Linked DNA regions of Homo sapiens: region 2 is linked to region 1. Evidence: chromatin contacts called from ENCODE Hi-C or POLR2A ChIA-PET data. All regions are on one chromosome and are shown on one strand. Each heading gives the region's core, a stretch centred on a gene start or an enhancer-like site at or near the end of the contact. The rest is flanking DNA. Distances are from core to core; before and after follow the strand shown.

Region 1 (5,540 bases), core at 1,127-3,626:
CCAACATGTTGAAACCCTGTCTCTATTAAAAATACAAAAATTAGCTGGGCGTGATGGTGTGCGCCTGTAATCCCAGCTACTTGGGAGGCTGAGGCAGGAGAATTGGTTGAACCCAGGAGGCAGAGGTTGCAGTGAGTCGAGATCACACCATTGCACTCCAGCCTGGGCCACAAGAGCAAAACTCTGTCTCAAAAAAAAAAAAAAAAAAAAATAGGGGAGGTGGTGGTACCGGTCATCTAGTGGGTAGAACTCAGGGAGGTGGCTCAATATCCTACAATGCCCAGGACAGACGCCACAACAAAGATCGGCTGGCCCAAAATGTCAACAGTGCCAGGGTTGAAAAAACTCGCTTTAGGAGAAGACAAGAAAAGAAGAAAATGCTTCATAATATAAAATATCCTAATATTCTCTTATGCTACTTCTTCTATAAGCACAAATAGACAAAGCACACACTGTATCTTAAAATTCCACATTTAGAGTTAATGAGAATTGATGTTATATGACAAGATCTGCAGCCGGGCAGGAGGGAGAGGACAGGTCAGCTCTGATTTCCCAACATAAACCCCTCCTTACTAAATGGTAACATGACTTTATCTTCGGGCACTGCTCCAGAGTGAAATACCTTACCAATAAACATCAACTCCAGCCTTATTATTTAATTTTATTTATTTATTTAGAGACAGAGTCTCACTCTGTCCCCCAGGCTGGAGCAAAGTGGTGCGATTTCGGCTCACTGCAACCTCTGCCTCCCAGGTTTAAGGGATTCTCCTGTCTCAGCCTCCCGAGTAGCTGGGACTACAGGCGTGCCCCGCCAGGCCTGGCTAATTTTGGTATTTTGGTTAGAGATGGGGTTTCGCCATGTTGGTCAAGCTGGTCTCGAACTCCTAGACTCAAGTGATCCACCCGCCTCAGCCTCCCAAAGTGCTGGGATTACATGTGTGAGCCACCGTGCTTGGCCCAGCCTCATTTTTTAAAACAGGCCTTTTGATTTTAACATTTTCTGCAAAAACAAAGTCCTCTGATATAAACTGTGATCCAGCTCAGACCAGGCATCTATTTTTGTCCCCTGCTCCCCGACTATGTAAAAAATTCCCATCACTAAACCTTCTCATTATTGGGAGGGGGCGTGAGCATGCGTTAAGATTTATGATTGAGACTCCCCCAAAAGTAGTAAAACACTTCCAGAGGATCTAAGACAATCACCAAAAGCGCCCCTTAGCGTGTGCGGCAAAAATTATAACCGAATGCAAAGAATCTTATCAAAGGAATGTCTTCAAGTTAACCAACGTTTCCTATTACACCTTCCAAAGCTGTTAGGGGCGAGTCCCACGCAGAACGTCCGCTGCTCTGCCTGGCCTCTGTGTTCTTGCTCCAGCCACACACCGCGGTCTCAGGAGTCAAGCACGGCACCTGGCTGCCAAGGCGTGACTGGAAAAGGTTAATTAACACCGAGCCTCTTCCAGGTGAACGCGAACGCGAGTGGGTGTGGACCGCAAGGTCGGCCAGTGGCTGCCGCGGGAAGCGCAGGCCCGGACCACACCCGACCTCCGCACTTGGGGTCCCCTCCGGCGGGATCCGCAGCTCTCGGGGTGGGTGGTCTCCAGCCGGCCACTGCGGGAATGCCGCCGGTCCTGGAAGGACACCCTTCTATTCAAACTCAAGGGAGAAAGGGATCATTTAAATCCCCCGCATGGCTGCGCGCTATCCCCGGAAGGCTGCTCCAGCACCACCTAGCGAGGATGCCGCCGCGCAGGGCGCTCCCAGGTGTGCACGCGCAGGTGTACGGATTCGGGGAGCGCTCCCAGGTGTACACGCGCAGGTGTGCGGACTCAGGGAGCGCTCCCCAGGTGTGCACGCGCAGGTGTGCGGACTCGAGGAGAGCGCCCAGGTGTACACTAGCAGGTGTGCGGACTCGGGGAGCGCTCCCAGGTGTGAGCGCGCAGGTGTGCGGACTTGGGGCGGTGGGGGGCGCCCAGGCTTGCACGCGCAGGTGTGCGGACTCGGAAGCGCGCCCAGGCGTACACGCGCAGGTGAGCGAACTCGGGGGGCGCGCCTAGGCGTAGGTATGCGGACTCCGGGCCGCGAAAGACAGGTCATGCCAGTGAACCCCCAAACCCGGCCCACGCTCCCTGCGCCCCAAGCCGCTCATCCCCAACTCACCTCTTCCAGAAATTTGGTCAAATCGTACACCTTGTGGTGCAGGATCAGCCAGGTGCTCTTGCTGTGGTTGTGCTTCTGAATCTCCTCTAGGGTGTAGTACTTCACGGCCTCGTCCGACTGCTCTGCCATCTCGGTTCGCCGCGAGCCAGGCCCAGCACACACAGCCCCGTCGGGTGGAGCAGAGCGCGCGACTCAGCCAGCTCCACCCGGGACATTCCCCGCGCCGGGAACCCCACTGGGGGCTGGGCGGCCGGCTCAGGGGCGGGGCGCAGTAGAAGGGCCTCCGACGGTTGGCCATCATCCTTGTCACTCAAAAGTCCCCGCCTTCGGTCGACCCCCTCCGCCTGCCCAAGCGTGGTCCCGCCCAGTATGCGGGTGTTAATTGGCTGCCGGAGGTGCCCTTCACAATCTCCCGGCTGCCGCAGCGCGCGGAGAGCGTGACAGGACTCCACGGAGTCTGCGCGGAAGGGCGGGACTAACTGTGGCGAGGGCTGAGGTGGGAGGTCGGGGGCGTCCCCGCGGGTTAAGCGTGCGAGAGAGCGAGGTGCACCAGCGGGCATGGATGGCCTGTGCAGAGTCCAGTCTTGTGAGGGCGGCGAACTAGGCAGCGAATCGCGGGAGTTTCCTATTGGCAGCAGTCCGAGTCCCAGACGTTAATTTGTAACAAAAGTAGCGATGGCCAAGCCCATAAAGGGGGCATCTCGGAAAGCCGTTCGCATGCACGGAAGAGATGAAAGCCCCGTGCGCGCTAGAAAACGGTTTCGCAACTCACTTCGGGAAGCAAATGCGCTGCCCCCCAAAACATAAAGTTGGCGAACTGTGCCTGACCCCGCTGGGGTTTTGGAATGCCTCGTCCTCACAGGAAAAAAATCCAGGGAAATCATCTTTTCCTTAAAAAGCAAAAGTGTCCAAATTATTTCTGTGACTGAAGTAGTTTGTCTGCGGTTGGCCAGTGACATGGCAAGGCCTTGTTTGTGCATTTAAGGTAAATCAGATTCTCTTCTAGGAGTCTGGAAGAGAACTTCCCCAAAGGGCACCCTCTTTCCCTTCTGACACAGAGGAAATACCACATATAAAGAGCTACAAATGTTTGAAGGAGAAAAAAAATAAAGAAAAATTCCAGCATGTTAAAATTTGATATTTTATGTAGGCCCTTTTCAGCAATGGTAGTTAATTCCAAAAAGAACCACACGAGAGGTTTCACATGTGGGGTCATCCATCCTTCCAGGGATGCAGAAGGTTCCTACACATACTAGGTGTCTGATGAATGTGAGCTCCCTTCCCCCTGCTTACCTCCTCCATAGGAATGCATGCCTATCCAGAAAAACACAAAACACACGCATGTCAGGCCTCTGAGCCCAAGCCTGCACATATACATCCAGATGGCCTGAAGCAACTGAAGAATCACAAAAGAAGTGAAAATGCTGAAGCAACTGAAGAATCACAAAAGAAGTGAAAATGGCCGGTTCCTGCCTTAACTGATAAGACAGTCACCTGTCCTCCTGCTCTTTGCTCTGTGAGAAAGATCCACCTACAACCTCGGGTCCTCAGACCAACCAGCTCCAGGAACATCTCACCAATTTTAAATTGGGTAAGCAGCTTCTTTTTACTCTCTTCTCCAACCTCTCTCACTATCTCTCAACCTCTTTCTCCTTTCAATTTTGGCACCACCCTTCAATCTATCCCTTCCCTTAATTTCAGTTCCTTTCCTTTTCTGATAGAGACAGAGGAGATGTGTTTTATCCGTGAACCCAAAACTCCGGCACTGGTCACGGACTCGAGAAGACAGTCTTCCCTTGGTGTTTAATCACTGCAGGGATGCCTGCCTGATTATTCACCCACATTTCAGAGGTGTCTGATCACCACAGGGACACCTGCCTTGATCCTTCACCTTGGTGTCAAGTACCGACCCCCCCTGTGTCTCTGCCCTCTCTTTTCTCTGGGCTTGCCTCCTTCACTATGGGCAACCTTCCACCCTCCATTCCTCCTTCTTCTCCCTTAGCCTGTGTTCTCAAGAACTTAAAACCTCTTCAACTCTCGCCTGACCTAAAACCTAAACACCTTATTTTCTTCTGCAATACCACCTGACCCCAATACAAACTTGACAGTGGTTCCAAATAGCCAGAAAATGGCACTTTCAATTTCTCCACCCTACAAGATCTAGATAATTCTTGTCGTAAAATGGGCAAATGGTCTGAGGTTCCTGACATCCAGGCATTCTTCTACACATCAGTCCCGCCCTAGTCTCTGCTCCCAATGCGACTCATCCCAAATCTTTCTTCTTTCTCTCCTGTGTGTTCCTTCGGTCTCCACCCCAAGCTCTGAGTACTTTGAATCCTCCTTTTCTGTGGAGCCATCTGACCTCTCCCCTGCTCGCCGGGCTGAGCCAGGTCCCAATTCTTCCGCAGCCTCTGTTCCCCCACTCTATAATCCTTCTATCACTTCCCCTCCTCACACCTAGTCCGGCTTATGGTTTTGTTCCTTGACTAGCCCTACCCCACCTGCCCAACAATTTCCTCTTAAAGAGGTGGCTGGAGCTAAAGGCATAGTCAAGGTTGTTGCTCCTGTTTTCTTTATCCGACCTCTCCCAAAACAGTTAGGCTCTTTTTCATCAAATATAAAACCCCAGCCCAGTTCATGGCCCGTTTGGCAACAACCCTTAAACGCCTTACCGCCCTAGACCCAGAGAGGCCAGAAGGCCGTCTTATTCTCAGTATGCATTTTATTACCCAACCCACTCCTGACGTTAGAAAAAGCTCCAAAAATTGGATTCCAGCCCTCAAACCCCACAACAGGACTTAACCTTGCCTTCAAGGTGTACAATAATAGAGAAGAGTGGCAATTACTTGCCTCTGCTGTGAGAGAAACTTCAGCCACATCTCCAGCATACAAGAATTTCAAAACGCCTAAACCGCAGTGGCCAGGCGTTCTTCCAAGACCTCCTACCCCAGGATCTTGCTTCAAGTACTGAAAATGTGGCCACTGGGCCAAGGAATGTCTGCAGCCCGGATTCCTCCTAAGCAATGTCCCATCTGTGCAGGACCCCACTGGAAATTGGACTGTCCAACTCACCTGGCAGCCATTCCTAGAGTTCCTGGAACTCTGGCGCAAGGCTCACTGACTGACTCCTTCCCAGATCTTCTCGGCTTAGTGGCTGAAGACTGACACTGCCCGATCGCCTTGGAAGCCTCCTGGACCATGATAGATGCTTTAGGTAACTCTTACAGTGGAGGATGAGTCCATCCCCTTCTTAATACGGAGGCTATCCACTGCACATTACCTTCTTTTCAAGGGCCTCTTTCCCTTGCCTCCATAACAGTTGTGGGTATTGACGGCCAGGCTTCTAAACCTCTTAAAACTCCCCAATTCTGGTGCCAACT
Region 2 (5,540 bases), core at 1,944-4,443, 2.5 Mb after region 1:
TGGGCCATCAAAATGAACATCAACAGTACTGTGTCTTGTGAAGTTTTAAATACAGAAATAACTAAAATATCCAATAAACTGTTTTAGCATTGTCTGGGAAGAGGAAAAAATACTAATTTACATTAGACATTGATAAGTCAAGAACGCATGTTATAATCTCAAGTGTACCACTAAAAGCTATTTATATGTATAAATCAGCTATATATATGCAAATATACATAGCTTTATACATAAATATATGTAATATAGTGTATATATAAAATACTCATATATATAAAAATATATATAAAGCTTTTTTGAGACAGTCTCACTCTGTCACCCAGGCTGGAGTTCAGTGATACAATCTCAGCTCACAGCAACCTCCCAGGCTCAAGTGATCCTCTCCCCTCAGCCTCCTGAGTAGCTGGGACCACAGACACACGTCACCATACCTGGCCGTTTTTTTGTATTTTTGATAGAGATGGGGTTTTGCCATGTCGCCCAGGCTGGTCATGAACTCCTGAGCTCAAGCAACCCACCCACCCTGGCCTCCCAAAGTGCCGGGATTACAGGTGTGATCCACCTCGCTGGAATGCAGTGACGCTGTCTCTGCCTACTGCACTCGCTGCCTCCTGGGCTCGAGTGATCCTCCCACCTCAGCACCCCAAGTAGCTGGGACTATAGGTGCTCACCACTATGCCCAGCTAATTTTTTGTAGAGATGGGGTTTCACCATTTAATTTAATTTAAAAATTACTGATAATTTTTAAACATCAGTAATCCAAAAGAAAGCAAGAAAGGCGTAAAGAACATAAAACATATGAGTCAAATGGAAAGTGTGAAAAGACATCTTTACATGTAAAAATATCAGTACTTTGCATAAATGTACCAAATGATCTAGCTCTTAAATTTTGCTGTACATCGTCAAATTACCTGCAGATCTTAAAAAACAACAATAACGAAACACCAATGCATGGTTCCCATTCCTGTCAGATTTATGGATGTGAGGTATGAACAGGGCATTGGGACTTTTAAAAGCTTTCCAGATCATTCTAAAGTGCAGCAAATTTGGGAGCCACCACTCTCATTCAAGATAAAGATTATCAAATTGGATTTAAAAAAAAATACTTGGCCAGGTCCGGTGGCTCATGCCTGTAATCTCAGCACTTTGGGAAGCCAGGTAAACTCAGGAGATTGACACTAGCCTGGGCAAAATGGTGAAACCCCATGTCCACAAAAAATTAGCTAGGCATAGTGGTGAGCACCTACAGTCCCAGCTACTTGGGGTGCTGAGGTGGGAGGATCACTTGAGCCGGGGAGGCAGAGAGTGCAGTAGGCAGAGACAGCGTCACCGCATTCCAGCCGGGGCAACAGAGCCTGACCCTGTCTTAAAAACAAACAAACAAACAAACATCATACACACACACTTCTTTTTTTGAGACGGAGTCTCGCTCTGTCGCCCAGGCTGGAGTGCAGTGGCGGGATCTCGGCTCACTGCAAGCTCCGCCTCCCGGGTTCACGCCATTCTCCTGCCTCAGCCTCCCGAGTAGCTGGGAATACAGACGCCCGCCACCACGCCCGGCCAAGTTTTTTTTTTTTTTTTTTTTGTATTTTTAGTAGGGATGGGGTTTCACCGTGTTAGCCAGGATGGTCTCAATCTCCTGACCTCGTAATCCGCCCGCCTCGGCCTCTCAAAGTGCTGGCATTACAGGCGTGAGCCACCGCGCCCGGCCACACACACACTTCTTAAACTCACTTAACTCTAAAGGTACACACAGGAAAGAAAGCTGGTGGTGTTATTTACATATGAGGCAAAGTTGACAATAGCAAGCATTATTAGAAATAAAGAGGAACATTTCACAATTGGAAATATTCAAAAGAGCTGGAATACATTTGTCTTATTTAAGGCATAGAGAGAAGACTCGCATGGCTGTAGACAAAACTGATTGGAGGATGACCAGGTACTAGGCTGTATCTGTAATCTAGGTGAGAGAGCATGGCTCAGGGGTAATATACGTGGGAATGGCTTGGATTTGGTTTATATATTGGAGCTAGATCTTTGATGAGATTGAGTGAAGGCTGCAGTGGGAAAGGGTAAGCAAGAATGACTCCTAGACACCGCTCAGCAATAAAAAGCACTTAAAATATTTATCAATATATAGATGAATTCCAACATAATTATGCTCAATGAACAGCCCCCACTTCCCTAAAGATTACGTGCGATACAATTCCATTTATATAAAACACCAAGAAAAACAGGTTGGGCACAGTGGCTCACATCTGCAATCCCAACACTTTGGGAGGCTGAGGCAGAGGGTCAATTGAAGCTAGGAGTTCCAGAGCAGGCTGGGCAACACAGAGAGACCCCATATGTTTAAAAAAAAACAAAAAGCTAGACATGGCGGTCCTCACCTGCAGTCTCAGCTACTCGGGAGGCTGAAGCAGTTGGATTGCTTAAGGGCAGGAGTTTGAGGCTACAGTGGGTCCCGATCGTGTCACTGCACTCCCGCCTGGGTGACAGAGCAAGCGAGACCCAGTCTGTATAAAAAGATATTTAAAAACTCCAGGAAATTCAAACTATAGTGACAAAAAGCAGATGGGTGGGAGGGGGAGGAGGGAAGGAGGGAGAGAGGAAAGGGTTACAGAGAGACGGGAGGAACATCTTCACTGTTGATTGTGATGATGGTTTCACAGTGTATACATGTGTCAAGATGTATCAAACTGCACACTTTAATTTGCGCCACTGCACTCCAGCCCAGGTGACAGAGTAAGGTCGCTTTCCCCGGGCTCGGCCGGCCTCTCCACCCGGCGCTCGGGTGCTGCGCTGCCTGTTCCTGTTGCCACTTCGTGTAAGTTAGCGCAGGCAACAACACACAAGACCAGCACACGTGAAATGGTCCATTTTAATGCACTGCCCCCAGGGAAAGGAACATTACCGGCTTCTGGCCATGTCGTCTTCCCAGTCCCAGATGGCGGTTCCGGGTTTGGGCTCCGAGGCCCTTCGCAGCACTAGGGCGGCGCGAGTAGGGCCGCCCTCCGAGCCATGCTGCGGTCCGAGGTGACGCGCGCACGCGAGTTCGCGGACACGCACGAGACGCCCGGGCCACGGAGGCGCGGGGCTGGCCCAGGGTCCCCGCCAGGCCGAGCTCTAGGGCTGCCGGCCCGGCCCGGTGACCCCCGCGCTCCCCTCCGTCCGCTAAGGCCCCGCGGCGCCGCGCATGCGCCCCGCCGCCGCCCCCGCCCCCACCGCGCCCGCGCCCGCGCCCAACGCCCCCACCGCGGCCCGCGGGCCATGGAACCTGCCAAGGCCGGCGCGGTTCGAGCGCTCCGGTGCGCGCGTTCAGGCGCCTTTCCCCCGTGAGCCCGGCGGCGCTCGGACCGGGCCGCCCGCCGCCGGGCAGCTCCGCCCGCCTCTAGCGCCGGCTGGGCGCGCCCCCGCCCCGGTGCCCGCGCGTGCGCGCCCCCGCCGCCGCGTGTGAGTGTGAGTGTGAGTGTGAGTGGGTGTGGGTGCGAGCCGGGCCGCCGACGATGCCGCGGGGCCGCCCCCCGAAGCCCAGGGAGAGCAAGGCGCGCGGCGACTCCGGTAAGGCCCGCGGCCGCGCCCTCGCGCCCCGCCGGCGGCCGGTGCGGGGCCCGCGCCCTGCCAGTCCCCGGATGCGGCGCGGGGGGCGCCGGGAGCGGCGGGGCGGGGGCGGGGGCCGCGCAGACCCGGGCCGCCGCCGCCGCCGACTGGCCGGGCGGGCCGCAGCGCGGGCGGAATGATACGGGCGAGTCGCCGCCCGGCCCCTCCGCGCGCTGGGCCTACTTTCCTGGGCCGGGCGGCGGCTGAGGCGGGAGGCGGGAGGCGGGTGAGGGAGCAGGCGGCCGCCTCCTGCGCGCGCCCTGCCCCCGCTGGCCCTGCCGCGGCCCGCGCTGAACTTGAGGGAAAGTGGCCGCCCCGTGTTCCGTCCCGGGGCCGGAGGGCCGCGGGGCGCGCTGGGGAGGCGGCCTGGCCAGAGCCCGGGCCTGCGGATACCGCGCCCCGGGCTCCTCCCGGACGGCGCCCCCGCCCGACCCTGCGCGGCGCCGGCTGCCCCGGGGACGTTGGGCTCGGCCCACAGGGAGGCCGTGGAGCGCGGGGTCGTGCACACAGTAGGCGCCAGCGTTGTCCGGGAAGCGCAGGGTCGTGCACACAGTGTGCTCCAGTGTTATCTGGGGCGCGCTGTGGGGCGTGCATACAGTAGGCGCCATTGTGATCCGGGAACTTGAACCCTGAGCCTCTGCAGACGCTGTGGGTAGTGCATACAGTAGGCGCCATTGTGATCCGGGGGGCTGGAACCCTGGGCATCTGGAGAGCGCTGTGGGTCGTGCAAACAGTAGGCACCATTGTGATCCGGGTAGCTTGAACCTGGAGCTTCTGGAGAGCGCTGTGGGTCGTGCATACAGTAGGCATCAGTGTTATGTGGGGAGCGCTAGATCGTGCACACAGTAGGCGTCAGGAAGTGTTTTCCCCAGTAATTTATTCTCCATGGTACTTTGCTAAAGTCATGAAATAACTCAGATTTTGTTTTCCAAGGAAGGAGAAAGGCCCAGAATTTAAGAGCAGGCAGACACACAACCGGGCACCCCCAGACCCTGGCCCTTCCAGCAGTCAGGAATTGACTTGCCTTCCAAAGCCCCAGCCCGGAGCTTGAGGAACGGACTTTCCTGCGCAGGGGGATCGGGGCGCACTCGCCGGTGCCGCGGTTCCCAGGTCGAGGGCAGTGGGGTAGGGGGCGCCGCGCTTTTTCTCGCGGGCGCCGTGGTTCCCGTGCGGCCTTGGACGCGAGTCTCCCCCTGCAGGCCTGGTCCCTGGTCCTGGTCACCCGTGCAACTGGAGCGGCGCTCCGCGTTTGGAAAGGGTTTTGAAGGGGGTTCTAAGGGGGAGTGGGCGCCTAGGACTCCCTATGGGAGTCGGTGGGTTATACCTTGACTGCCGTTGATTTTTATTTAACTGTTTAGCTTAGTGACTCAAGTGTTCCCCTTTTCTTGGGGATGAGTAAACTGAGGCTCATTAAAGAGCTTGTGACCAAACAACACAGGTGCCCCAGAGAAAGGTCGGGCCTGGAAACTACAAAGGATTGTGTTAATTTTGTGTTTAGGAAGAAAGAGGTAATGGGTAGGAATCAATGTAAACTTATTCATAGGCCACACCAAACCAGGAATTCTTGTCGTGATTGCACTTGGTAGAGTTAACACACGTGCACATTACGGAAACGTTGGTGACCAACAGGCGTTTCAGCGAGCTTTCGCACACCTCATGGGCCTTTGTGGGCTGCTGGAGAGATGTTGGCTGCACCATGACCCAGGTATGCAGATTTGTAGTTGGATAACAGCAGTGCTCAGAATTTTGATTAATGGTTGATGGTGTCTGGCCTTTAAGGAAGTCTTTGTTGCCTCTCCCGCTTTTGAGTTTTGGCCTTGACCTTATTTCGTTAGTTTAATTGTTTTGTTAGTATGCCATCTGCCAAAAATAATGTAAGGTGCAGTGTCTCAGTTACTTGGAAGAAGGCTTAGGATAGAGAAAGAATGTAAAATTTCCAC

Evidence for each region. A loop is a pair of places that touch in the nucleus more often than their neighbours do. ChIA-PET counts read pairs that join two places held with the same protein, here RNA polymerase II (POLR2A). Pooled maps may share reads with other maps.
Region 2: a loop to region 1 is called in a map of B cell, with 22 times the contacts of the local background. The contact joins the promoter of ZNF236-DT here to the promoter of CYB5A in region 1. A Hi-C loop is called at or near these places in 4 of 168 maps with a recorded cell type or tissue (B cell, CD4-positive, alpha-beta T cell and naive thymus-derived CD4-positive, alpha-beta T cell), 1 of 37 single-sample maps with no recorded cell type and 10 of 50 pooled maps. POLR2A ChIA-PET finds 5 or more read pairs at or near these places in 1 of 52 experiments (GM10248).

Annotation. Positions count from the first base shown.
Region 1 is chr18:74,289,587-74,295,126 of GRCh38, forward strand. It overlaps CYB5A (cytochrome b5 type A), which reads right to left and starts at 2,377. Exons shown (of 5, transcript NM_148923.4): 1 at 2,161-2,377. The coding sequence starts at 2,289. RefSeq lists enhancers at 956-1,563, 2,169-2,338, 2,418-2,587, 2,877-2,936, 3,296-3,465.
Region 2 is chr18:76,819,102-76,824,641 of GRCh38, forward strand. ZNF236-DT (ZNF236 divergent transcript) reads right to left here and starts at 3,194. Exons shown (of 3, transcript NR_040024.1): 1 at 2,915-3,194. ZNF236 (zinc finger protein 236) reads left to right here and starts at 3,456. Exons shown (of 31, transcript NM_001306089.2): 1 at 3,456-3,561. The coding sequence starts at 3,507. RefSeq lists silencers at 1,261-1,340, 3,038-3,227, 3,348-4,087 and enhancers at 2,738-2,817, 2,858-2,967.